Linked DNA regions of Homo sapiens: region 1 is linked to region 2. A link is a loop called in an ENCODE intact Hi-C map of the cell type or tissue named here. Cell type or tissue: endothelial cell of umbilical vein. All regions are shown on one strand. Each heading gives the region's core, and the rest is flanking DNA. Links, peaks and the distances in the headings are about the cores only. Region 1 overlaps OXA1L-DT (OXA1L divergent transcript). Region 2 has its middle 14 kb from the start of OR6J1.

Region 1 (5,374 bases), core at 118-5,117, 82 kb before region 2:
GGGAGAAGGTCACTCCATTTTTCTTGACCCTCTCAGCTTCTCAGTCCCATCTCTGGTGACACCTCCTTTGCCAGCATCTTCTTTGGTTCTCTGCCTCCCTGTGGCTGCCTCTTTGGTGGGCATTCTGCCTCCTTCATGGGATAGGCAGGAAGGGCAGGGAAGAGGGAAGAGGAAGAGCCATTCTGATATCCCCCTAGCTCTTTTTTTTTCTTTTAAATGGAGACGGGGTTTCACCATGTTGTCCAGGCTGGTCTTGAACATCCAAGCTCAGGCCGTCTGCCAGCCTCTGCCTCCCAAAGTGTTAGGATTACAGGCATGAGCCACTGCACCAGGCCTTCCCTGACTCTTTAGTTAGAACCCAACACTTTTCAGGAATTGATACACACTGAGAGTTTGACACCTCAAGATATTCCAGTGTGATGGGTTGTTTTATGACTTAAAGTGACTAATATTTGCAAGATGAGTTAGTGTTTAGTGAGAATAGGGGAAAGGAGTAGACAGAGGGGAGAAAATAATGGAAAGGGATAAATAATCTCCCTTCTAGTTGGGGATGGACAGAACTCAACTCTAGTCTTAGTTTTATAGGGGCAATGATTCTCACCAGTGCTCATGCCCCAGAGCATGCGCTTGCCATAGAAAGGCTGGGTTGGTTGGAGTGGGGATGGAAAGTAGGTTTTCAGATCCATCAAGGAGAGAATGCACATTTTAGAATGGCTGTGGAATCAACTTGGCCTTTCCAGATGACCTGTGGTCAGGCTAGACTTTTTAGGACCTTTATTCTCTTTTTTTCTTTTTCTTTTCTTTTTTTCTTTCTTTCTTTCTTCCTTCCTTCCTTCCTTTCTCCTTCTTTCTTTCTCTCTCTCTCTCTCTTTCTTTCTTTCTTTCTTTCTTTCTTTCTTTCTTTCTTTCCTTTCTTTGTTTCTTTCCCTTCCTTCCTTCCTTCCTTCCTTCCTTCCTTCCTTCCTTCCTTCCTTCCTTCCTTCCTTCCTTCCTTTCTCTCTCTCTCTCTTTCTTTCTTTGTCTCTTTCTTTCTTTCTCTCTCTTTATCTCTTTCTCCTTTCTTTCTTTCTTTTTTTGACAGAGTCTCACTCTGTAGCCCAGGCTGGAATGCAGTGGTGTGATCTCAGCTTACTGCAGCCTCCGCCTCCCGGATTCAAGCGATTCTCCTGTGTCTGCCCGCCAAGTAGCTGGATTACAGGTGCCCGCCACCACGCCCGGCTAATTTTTGTATTTTTAGTAGAGATGAGGTTTCACCGTGTTGGCCAGGCTGGTCTCTAACTCCTGACCTCAAGTGATTCACCCCCCTCAGCCTCCCAAAGTGCTGGGATTACAGGCGTCAGCCACCACGCCCGGCGTTTAGGTTCCTTTAAAGTCATAACCAGGACTCTGTCCCCAGGTTGGAAGTCAAAATGGTCTTTGTAGGGCAGGGGAACACCCTGCCATCATTCCTCAGCTCTAATCTAATCTAATAACTTCTATTGCCCTGTTAATTTGTTAATAAACTTCCAGAACTCCTTGACAGACCAACTGTTCTTTATATTTTGTCTAGTAAACTAGAAGGGGTAGGAGATTGATAACCTGGGATCAAACTCACAAGAGTTAGGTGACACTTGTCTGTTATAAAGTTACACTTTGGCTCATATCTGTAAATAGGGAACAGCAATGAGCAAATTCAAGAATTAATGTTCGGCCAGGCACGGTGGCTCACGGCTGTAATCCCAGCACTTTGGGAGGCTGAGGCGGGCGGATCACGAGGTCAGGAGATCAAGACTATCCTGGCTAACACGGTGAAACCCCGTCTCTGCTAAAATACAAAAAATTAGCCGGGCGTGGTGGCGGGCACCTGTAGTCCCAGCTACTTGGGAGGCTGAGGCAGGAGAATGGCGTGAACCCGGGAGGCGGAGCTTGCAGTGAGCCAAGATCGCACCACTGCACTCTAGCCTGGGCGACAGAGCGAGACTCCATCTCAAAAAAAAAAAAAAGAATTAATGTTCAATGTATTGATTTGTTTGATATAGTCATTACTAGCAGTCTCTAAAACATAGTTATCTGAATTTCTAACAGTGGGTACAATTGCCCAGGCCTTGTATATCTGGCTGTGTAAGACAGTGGCTAACAGTGAGGATTGTCTCAGACAGTCAAGGTTTGCATCCTGATGACTAAGGATATACTTACCAGATATGTGTCATTAGGCACAACATTTTCCTCACCTGTGAAATCTGTAAGTATCACATCAGGCTGTTTTGAGGTTTAAGTGAGATAACACAAAGTTTTTTTGTTTATGTAGGTCATAGTTTTATTATTACTAATAATATTGGCATTATTTTTCTGAAACAAATATACATCAGATAAAATGAGTAACTTTGTCAATGTCACTAGGACCAATATTTTCATCATAAGTGATTATAGTCTTAGGGAAATTGCCTAAAAGTGAAATGGCTGGGTCAGGAGGTCTGCACATTTTAAGGCTTTTTTTTCCCATTCCTAGACTGCGCTCCTGAGGATCACACTAGCTGTTGGAGAGCATCAGTTTTCTGAATTCTCTACAACATAGTTATTACTATTTTGCCAGTTTTATGTGTTGAGATGAACGTTGTTCTTATTTTAAAAAAACAGGAACTGAGGCTGAAGAAGGCTATGAATGATAGAGTGGACAGCAGTGCATGAGGACAGCTGGGCCAACTCTTCAATATCACACCTTCATTACTCATTCTCACTAGAAGGCCATATTCCTCCCAAGTAAAATGGGTGTCAGTTTACCTAGATTATATGTTAATTTGTTCCTTTTTATGGCTGAGGAGCATTCCATAGTATGGGTCTTCCACCATACGCTTATCTATTCACTAGTTGATGGACATGTGGGCTGTTTCTAGTTTTTGGCTATCATTAATAAAGCTGCATACAAGTCTTTGAGTAGATCTCTATTTTCATTTTCTTTGGGTACACATCTAAAAAGGGATTTGATGGTTTGTATGGTAAGTATATGTTAAACTTTATAAGAGAAGGTTAGAGTATTTTCTAAAGTGATTATATCATTTTGCACTCCCACTAGCAATGTATGAGAGTTCCAGTCACACATAGACTCTGAGATGGAGCAAAGACCCCTCTTGGGGGCCTGCCAGGGATGACCTTCCCCACAAAGCATGGAAATAAAGAAAAATCTTGAATTCCTTCAAGGGAAATTCCAGGCACCTAGCTAGCCTTGAGAAGTAAATGAACAACTTGATAAGCAAGAAGGGAATGGTAGCTTAAAACAATAGCCAAGGAAGTTGAAGTCACAGGATGTTTGGTTTCCTTTAGAAACTGAAGATAACATCTTAACATATATCCCTGAGTTGTTTTTCAGAAACCCAGACCTCCATCAAATGGCTCCTCTGGCACGCAGACCTCAGATAAGGGGGAAACTGAGGAATGAATGCTGGCCACCATTCTTTGTTATAAATTTCTTCCTGAAGGGTGTGGAGGGAGCATGCCCATAAACCAGAGCTAACATTCTTTTCTGCTGATCCTAAATTTTTTACAAAGTTTTCCCTCCTTAACCAATTGCAAATCAGAAAAATCTTTGAATTCACCTGTGGCCTGTGAGCCCCGATTTGAGATGTCCTGTATGGCCTCCATGTATTGATTTATGATTTTTTTTTTTGAGACAGAGTCTCACTCTGTCACCCAGGCTGGAGTGCAGTGGCACAATCTTGGCTCACTGCAACCTCTGCCTCCCTGGTTCAAGTGATTCTCCTGCCTCAGCCTTCCAAATAGCTGGGGATTACAGGCGCCTGCCACCACACCTGGCTAATTTTTGTACTTTTAGTAGAGATGGGGTTTTTTCACGTTGGCCAGGGTGGTCTTGAACTCCTGACCTCAGGTGATCTACCTGCCTCGGCATTCCAAAGTGCTGGGATTACAAGTGTGAGCCACAGCACCTGGCCCAATTTATGATTTTTGCCCATAACCGCTGTTTCCTTGCCTTAAAAAACCATTAACTGTAAGCCACTGGGGAGGTTGGGTCTTAAGTGTGAGCTGCCTGATTCTCCTTGTTGGGTGCCCTGCAAATAAATGCCCTCCTTTCTCCCACTGCAAAAAACTTGGTGTGGATGTTTGACTTTACTGTGCTGGGTGAGCGAACCCAAGTTCAGTTTGATAACTCTTTATAGGATCTCTCACATACATAGACTCTACTTTTCCTACCATTAATGGATTTTGAAAGGGCCTTTTTTTTTTTTTTTTTTTTTTTACCGTGAAACTCCAGAAAAAGTTTTGTAATTGCCCAACAGGTTTCTCCTGCCTACTATACAGACAAAACCAATTCACAGAGACCATGGCGTTGCAGTAAAGAAAGAGTTTAATTAAAACTTGGCTAGGCATGTGGAAAACAGAATTATTACTGAAATCAGCCTCCCTGAGAACTCAGAGGCTAGGGTTTTTGTAGATAATTTGGTGAGCAGGGGCTAAGGAGTGGGTGCTGCTGACTGGTTGGGGATAAAATCATAGGAATGCAGAAAACAATCCTTGTGTGCTGAATCTACCTCTGGGTCAGGGCTGCAGGATCAGTTGAGTCATGAGATAGAATACAAAAGTCTGGAAAACATCTTAAAAGACCAATCTTAGGTCCTAGCATCACTATTACATTGTAATTTTTTTTTTTTTCAGATGGAGTTTCACTCTTGTTGCCCAGGCTGGAGTGCAGTCATGCGATCTCAGCTCACTGCAACCTCCACCTCCCGGGTTCAAGCGATTCCCCTGCCTCAGCCTTCCGAGTAGCTGGGATTACAAGCATGTGCCACCACACCCGGCTAATTTTGTATTTTTAGTAGAGATGGGGTTTCTCCATGTTGGTCAGGCTAGTGTGGAACTCCCAACCTCAGGTGATTTGCCTGCCTTGGCCTCCCAAAGTGCTGGGATTACAGGCGTGAGCCACTGCGCCTGGCCTTTTTTTTTCTTTTGAGACAGAGTCTCACTCTGTTGCCAGGCTGGAGTGCAGTGGCAAGATCTCCGCTCACTGCAACCTCTGCCTCTTGGGTTCAAGCGATTCCCCTGCCTCAGCCTCCAGAGTAGCTGGGACGATAGGCACACACCATCACACCCAGCTAATTTTTGTATTTTTAGTAGAGACGGGGTTTCACCATGTTGGCCAGGATGGTCTCGATCTCTTGACCTCATGATCCTCCCACCTCAGCCTCCCAAAGTGTTGGGATTACAGGCGTGAGCCACCACCTATATTGTCCGGCCTATATTGTATGGTTATGGGGCAGTTGGGGAAATCACAAATATTGTGACCTCTGGCAACATGACTCCTGAGCAGTAAGTGGTTATAGAAACTATGTTTACATCCTTAGCAGAATTCAGGCTCCTCCCATAATCCTAATCTCATGGCCTA
Region 2 (5,374 bases), core at 127-5,126:
GATGGTATTGACATGAAAATAGCAAGTAAATTGGTAGAGTAGAATGGAGGATCCACAATGGATCCCATTATGGGCCACGTGCGGTGGCTCACACCTGTAATCTCAGCACTTTGGAGTTCGAGATCAGCCTAGCCAACATGGTGAAACCTCGTCTCTACTAAAAATACAAAAATTAGCCAGGCGTGGTGGCAGGTGCCTGTAATCCCAGTTACTCGGGAGGCTGAGGCAGGAGAATCACTTGAACCCGGGAGGTGGAGGTTGCAGTGAGCCGAGATCGCGTCACTGTACTCCAGCCTGGGCGACAAAGAGCAAGACTCCATCTCAAAAAAAAAAAAAAAAAAAAGAAAAAAAATTAAACAATATGCCTTGAAAGAAAGGGGACTGACATAGATGCTTTTAGAAAGGAAAGTCCTAAACCAATCATTTCATATTATTAGGTAGATAAGGACAGTCAGCAAAAACATTTACATGTCAGTTACTCAAAAATTTAAATCTATGTTTTATTTTGTATACTGTGCTTAAAGAATTGAGCATTTGTCTAAATCAGCCAACTAAAAGGTCAAAGAGCTTTCCTACAATATTAAAATATTTTTTAATAGTCCCAAGGATAGTTGTAACCCTGTGCTATGGTTTGAATATTTGTGTCCCCTCCAAAATTCAAGCTGAAACTCAATCCCCAGTGCTACAGTATTAAGAGGTAAGGCCTTTAGGAGGTGATTAAATAATGAGAACAGAGCCCTCATGAATGGAATTAGCAACCTTATAAAAGGGCTGGAGGGAACTAGCTAGTCCCTTTTTGCTCTTTCATCCCTTCCGCCATGTGAGAACACAGCCTTTTAAGATGCCATCTTGGAAGCAGAGACTGGGCCCTCACCAGACACGAACGCTGCTAGCACCTTGATCTTGGACTTCCCAACCTAATAAACTAATATTGAGTCTCATACATAATGGGATCTATTTTTTGTTTTTGTTTTTGTTTTTTGAGATGGAGTCTTGCTCTTGTCATCCAGGCTGGAGCACAGTGGCCCAATGTCAGCTCACTGCAACCTCCACCTCCAGGGTTCAAGCCATTCTCCTGCTTCAGCCTCCCGTGTAGCTGGGAATTACAGACACCTGCCACCACGCCCGGCTAATTTTGGTATTTTTAGTAGAGACGGGGTTTCACCATGTTGGCTAGGCTGGTCTCGAACTCCTGATCTCAGGTGATCCACCCGCCTCGGCCTCCCAAAGTGCTGGGATTACAGATGTGAGCCACTGCACAGGCCAAATGTTGTTTGTTAACTAAGGCTTATAGCTTTTCTCTTCAATTACAGTTTCTAACCAAGATGAAATGAAAAAATATGGAGCTTATATTTTTCTGATTTTGTAGTTAGAATTATTTTAATATTTCAACATTGAATATAATTATTAATTAGGCTTCTTATGAATGTTTGAAATTTCCTCCTATCCTTAGCTTACTAATAGTTTTATTTATTTATTTTTGAGACAGAGTCTCTGTTGCCCAGGCTGGAATGCAGTGGCATGATCATGGCTCTCTGCACCTTGATCTCCCTGGCTCAAGCAGATCCTCCTACCCCCACCTCAGCCTCCTTAGTAGCTGGGACTATAGGCATGAGCTAATTCTTGTATTTTTTTGTAGAGACAAGGTCTCATTATATTGTCCAAGCTGGTCTCGAACTCCTAGGCTTGAGAGATCCTCCTGCTTCAGCCTCCCAAAATGCCGGGACTACAGGTGTGAGCCACTGTGCCCCATCCTTAGCTTACTTAAAGTTTTAAAATGAAATTAGGTGATGGGTCTTCGTTGTTCCTTGTACTATTTTTAAAGATTTTCTGTACATCTGAATATTTTGCAATTAAAAGCTGGAAAAAATTAGATTTCTATAATTACAAAGGACATCAAGAAATGCTACAAAAATGCAATTTGATTTTTTGGTGCTGTCAGGAGTCTAGAGCCTCACAATTTGTTTTGGTTACAGTTTGTCACTGTAGGATAAATGATCCATTTAACTATTAAAAAAAGAAGAAAAAATGTTACAAAAATGTTAAGAGAAGGCAGAGGGTCTGCCATGACTGATTGGGTTATAAGCAAACAGTCATTGCCCTCTGTTGTTTTTCCTTAGGGAGAGCAGAGATGCTGGAGGGGTTGGAGGTGGCAGGAAATACTTAGCTTAGATGTAATAAGGAATGTCCTTCCGTAGGAGACCATGCATCTTCTTGTCCTTGATTGTGCTTAAGAGCTCCATAGGTGCTCTCTGTCTAGGATGGTGGAGGCCACCTATGGAGGGTGGCTATTCCTTTGATTGGAGAGAGGAGGCAGCAGAATGGTTCCTCAGATAGACCCAGGGCAGCTGCAACTCACAAGACCCTATAGAGTTAGCTGGACAGTGTCCAGCTGCCCTGAAAACAACAGACAGTACCATGTGGGGATGTAGATTAAGTTCTGTTTGCAGTGGACCTGTTGGCCTCCACAGGTTCTCTCTGTGAATTAGTCTTTGCCTTGCATCTCACCCAGAGCCATTCCATCGGACTCTGAGCACAAGGCAGGGAGGGACTCTGGAGTTTACAGAGCCCAGCTCTTTATTCTTCTGGGAACAGAGTTCGCACCAATCTGGCACTTATAAAAGCATGGGCTTGGCTGGGCGTGGTGGCTCACGCCTGTAATCCCAGCACTTTTGGAGGCTGAGGCGGGCGGATCACCTGAGGTCGGGAGTTTGAGACCAGCCTGACCAACATGGAGAAACCCCGTCTCTACTAAAAATACAAAAAATTAGCCGTGGTGGTGCATGACTGTAATCCCAGCTACTCGGGAGACTGAGGCAGGAGAATCTCTTGAACCCGGGAGGTAAAGGTTGCGGTGAGCCGAGATTGTGTCATTGACCTCCAGCGTGGGCAACAAGAGTGAAACTCTATCTCAAAATAAATAAATAAATAAATAAAAGCATGGGCTTTTCCAAGAGATGCAGTCTTCAAGACATGGGGCAGGCACATTTCCATTGAAAAATAATTTGTGCAAAAGATTAGTTGTTGCTGACTATATCCAGGATATTTAGGCAATGGGATAGTTTCCAGAGTGCCACACGCACAGCACCTATGGATACCACTTCTGGATTCTGACCTTAATCTAAATCCTGACTCTCCCATTAATTAGTTGTGTAAGTTTGGAAGCAAGTACCTTAATGTCTCTGTGCCTCAGCTTCCTTCTTGGTGGACTGGGTATTACAATAGCACCACCTAGCTCCTAGAGTTTGCTTGGAGGTTGAAATAACATGTAAAATGCTTGGAATGGTACACAGTAAGTGTTCAGTAAGTGTTGACTATTATTATTTTTCTTTTTGGTTTTTGTTTTTATTTTTAGAGATGGAGTCTTTCTTTGTTGCCCAGGCTGGCCTCAAACTCCTGTGCTCAGGTGATCTGCCTGCTTCAGCCTCCTAAGTAGCTGAGATTACAAGTGTGAGCCACCATTCCAAGGTATTATTATTTATTAGCATGATTATATTGTATCCTCTTTGATATGCCCCACACGCTCCTTATTTTCCAATAGCTCAGCTACCTTAAACAGGCCCCAACTTACCTCAGGGCTGAGAAGCAGTTACTTACTCTTGGATTTTCCTGGTCACCCAGCTGGAGGGGGTTTCCAGGCTCCCAGGAGCTTCCTGCTTCTCTAGCCCCAGAAAATATTAAATTCTTAGATGAGAGGACTCTGACCCTTGCTTTTGGGTTGTGTTGGTGAGGTAGCAGCTAGTGAATCATCCCATGTCCTTTCCTCTTGAGGTAAAAGTGTAACTGTGGATAATGAGATTCATCAAGCGCAGCCACAGGCAGCCCCAGGGAGCCTGCTGGATTATTAGAGCAACATCCCCGACAAAGCCTTGGTACAAGCCATTCTGGGGAGACTTTGTGACTCTGTGCATCTAGTGCAGGCCTGGTGTATTTGGATTGCTTCCCAGTTTCTACGGAATTTTGAAACTTGGAATCCCGAGTATGGATCTGCTGAGGGAAGCTCCCCCTCTCTGGAGCGAAGTTGTGGGTATTCTCACGAGGCTCATTACAACCTTAAGATAACAAGGCCCCAGCCACTTCCAAATCCCTTGGCTGTTGATTGCTCTAACTTAAGGAGTGGAAGTTTGCCCTTTTCCCCCAGCTGCAGAACACAGTAACTTTAGATAAAGTTTAATGAGTCTTGTTGAAGGCCTGAGGAAAATATGGCAGGCAAGGGCTGGGGCCACTGGGGTTATGGCTATGGGCAGGAGCCGTGTGCACCGTGTGGCCATGCTGGGCCAGGAGCTGCAGGGTAATTCCTCCTCTGCCCCTCCACCTCTTTATCCCCCATGCTCATTGAGCTTGATCCAGCCATAGAGGCCTTCTTGTTCTTCAAGCACATCACTAGCGCCCATCTCAGAGCCTGGGGCCCCAGCCCTGTGGCCTTTGCTCAGTGTCACCTCCATAGATGAACTTTTCCTGTCTTCTGTTAAAAAGACCCCCCTCCTTGTTATTCTCTCTTCCCTTACCTTGCTCTACTTTTGTTCATAGCACTACCTGATGTTTTATTTACATATTTGTATTTGTCTTCCCTACTAGAAAGAAAACTCCTTGAGGGCAGAGACTTTGACCTATTTATTGCTGTGCCCTTGTGCCCAGAAGAGTGCTTGACATAAAGTAGGTGCTGAATGAATGTTTTTTGATCAGTTTAAAAAGGCAACATGCCTCTTGCCCAGTGGAGTCTGTCACAAATCAAGTAGCCTGTGGGGTAGGGCTGATAAAGACATGGGCACTTTTTGCAGCACTTTGCAGGGGGTTGGGGCATTCTAAACAGGAGAGCCTTCTAAGAAGGGAGGCATGAGAAAACCAAGGGTGAATTCTAGGCCACTTCCTGTCCTTCTGGGATGGCTGGCCTCTCTCTGAGTGCTAGCACTGGCTAACTTAAGATGTTGTCAACAACTTTGATTGTTCTGTGAAGACTAGCTTAATATGTTTCCATCCCTGGGCCTCAAGAATGGGCCCTAAATGCCTGGCGTGGTGGCTCACGTCTGTAATCCCAGCACATTGGGAGGCCAAGGTGGGTGGGTCACCTGATGTCAGGAGTTTAAGACCAGCTTGGCCAACATGGCCACTGGTCTTTATTAAAAATGCAAAAATTAGCCGGGCGTGGTCGCAGGTGCCTGTAATCCCAGCTACTCAGGAGGCTGAGACAGGAGAATGGTTTGAACCTGGGAGGCAGAGTTTGCAGTGAGCTGAGATCCCGCCACTGCACTCTAGCCTGAGTGACAAGAGCGAGACTCTGTCTCAAAAAAAAAAAGAAAGAAAGAAAAAGAAAAAGAACAGGCCGGGTGTGGTGGCTCATGCTTATAATCCTAGCACTTTGGGAGGCCGAGGC

The links. Peaks named below come from ENCODE experiments on the same cell type or tissue, not always from the same donor. Only the 100,000 strongest peaks of a DNase experiment are listed, where the experiment ranks them.
Region 1: a loop joins it to region 2, with 8 times the contacts of the local background. A loop is called at or near these places in 1 of 110 quality-filtered maps.

The regions. Positions count from the first base shown.
Region 1 is chr14:22,737,509-22,742,882 of GRCh38, reverse strand. All of the region lies in intron 1 of OXA1L-DT (OXA1L divergent transcript), which reads left to right. Among named protein-coding and RNA genes, the nearest start is that of OXA1L-DT, 26 kb to the left of the region's middle. In endothelial cell of umbilical vein, for the core only: no CTCF peak of the experiment used is centred there; DNase peaks (open chromatin) are centred at 2,692 and 3,222; H3K27ac peaks cover 2,652 bases.
Region 2 is chr14:22,655,931-22,661,304 of GRCh38, reverse strand. No RefSeq gene overlaps it. Among named protein-coding and RNA genes, the nearest start is that of OR6J1, 14 kb to the right of the region's middle. In endothelial cell of umbilical vein, for the core only: a CTCF peak has its summit at 3,240; a DNase peak (open chromatin) is centred at 3,214; H3K27ac peaks cover 1,918 bases.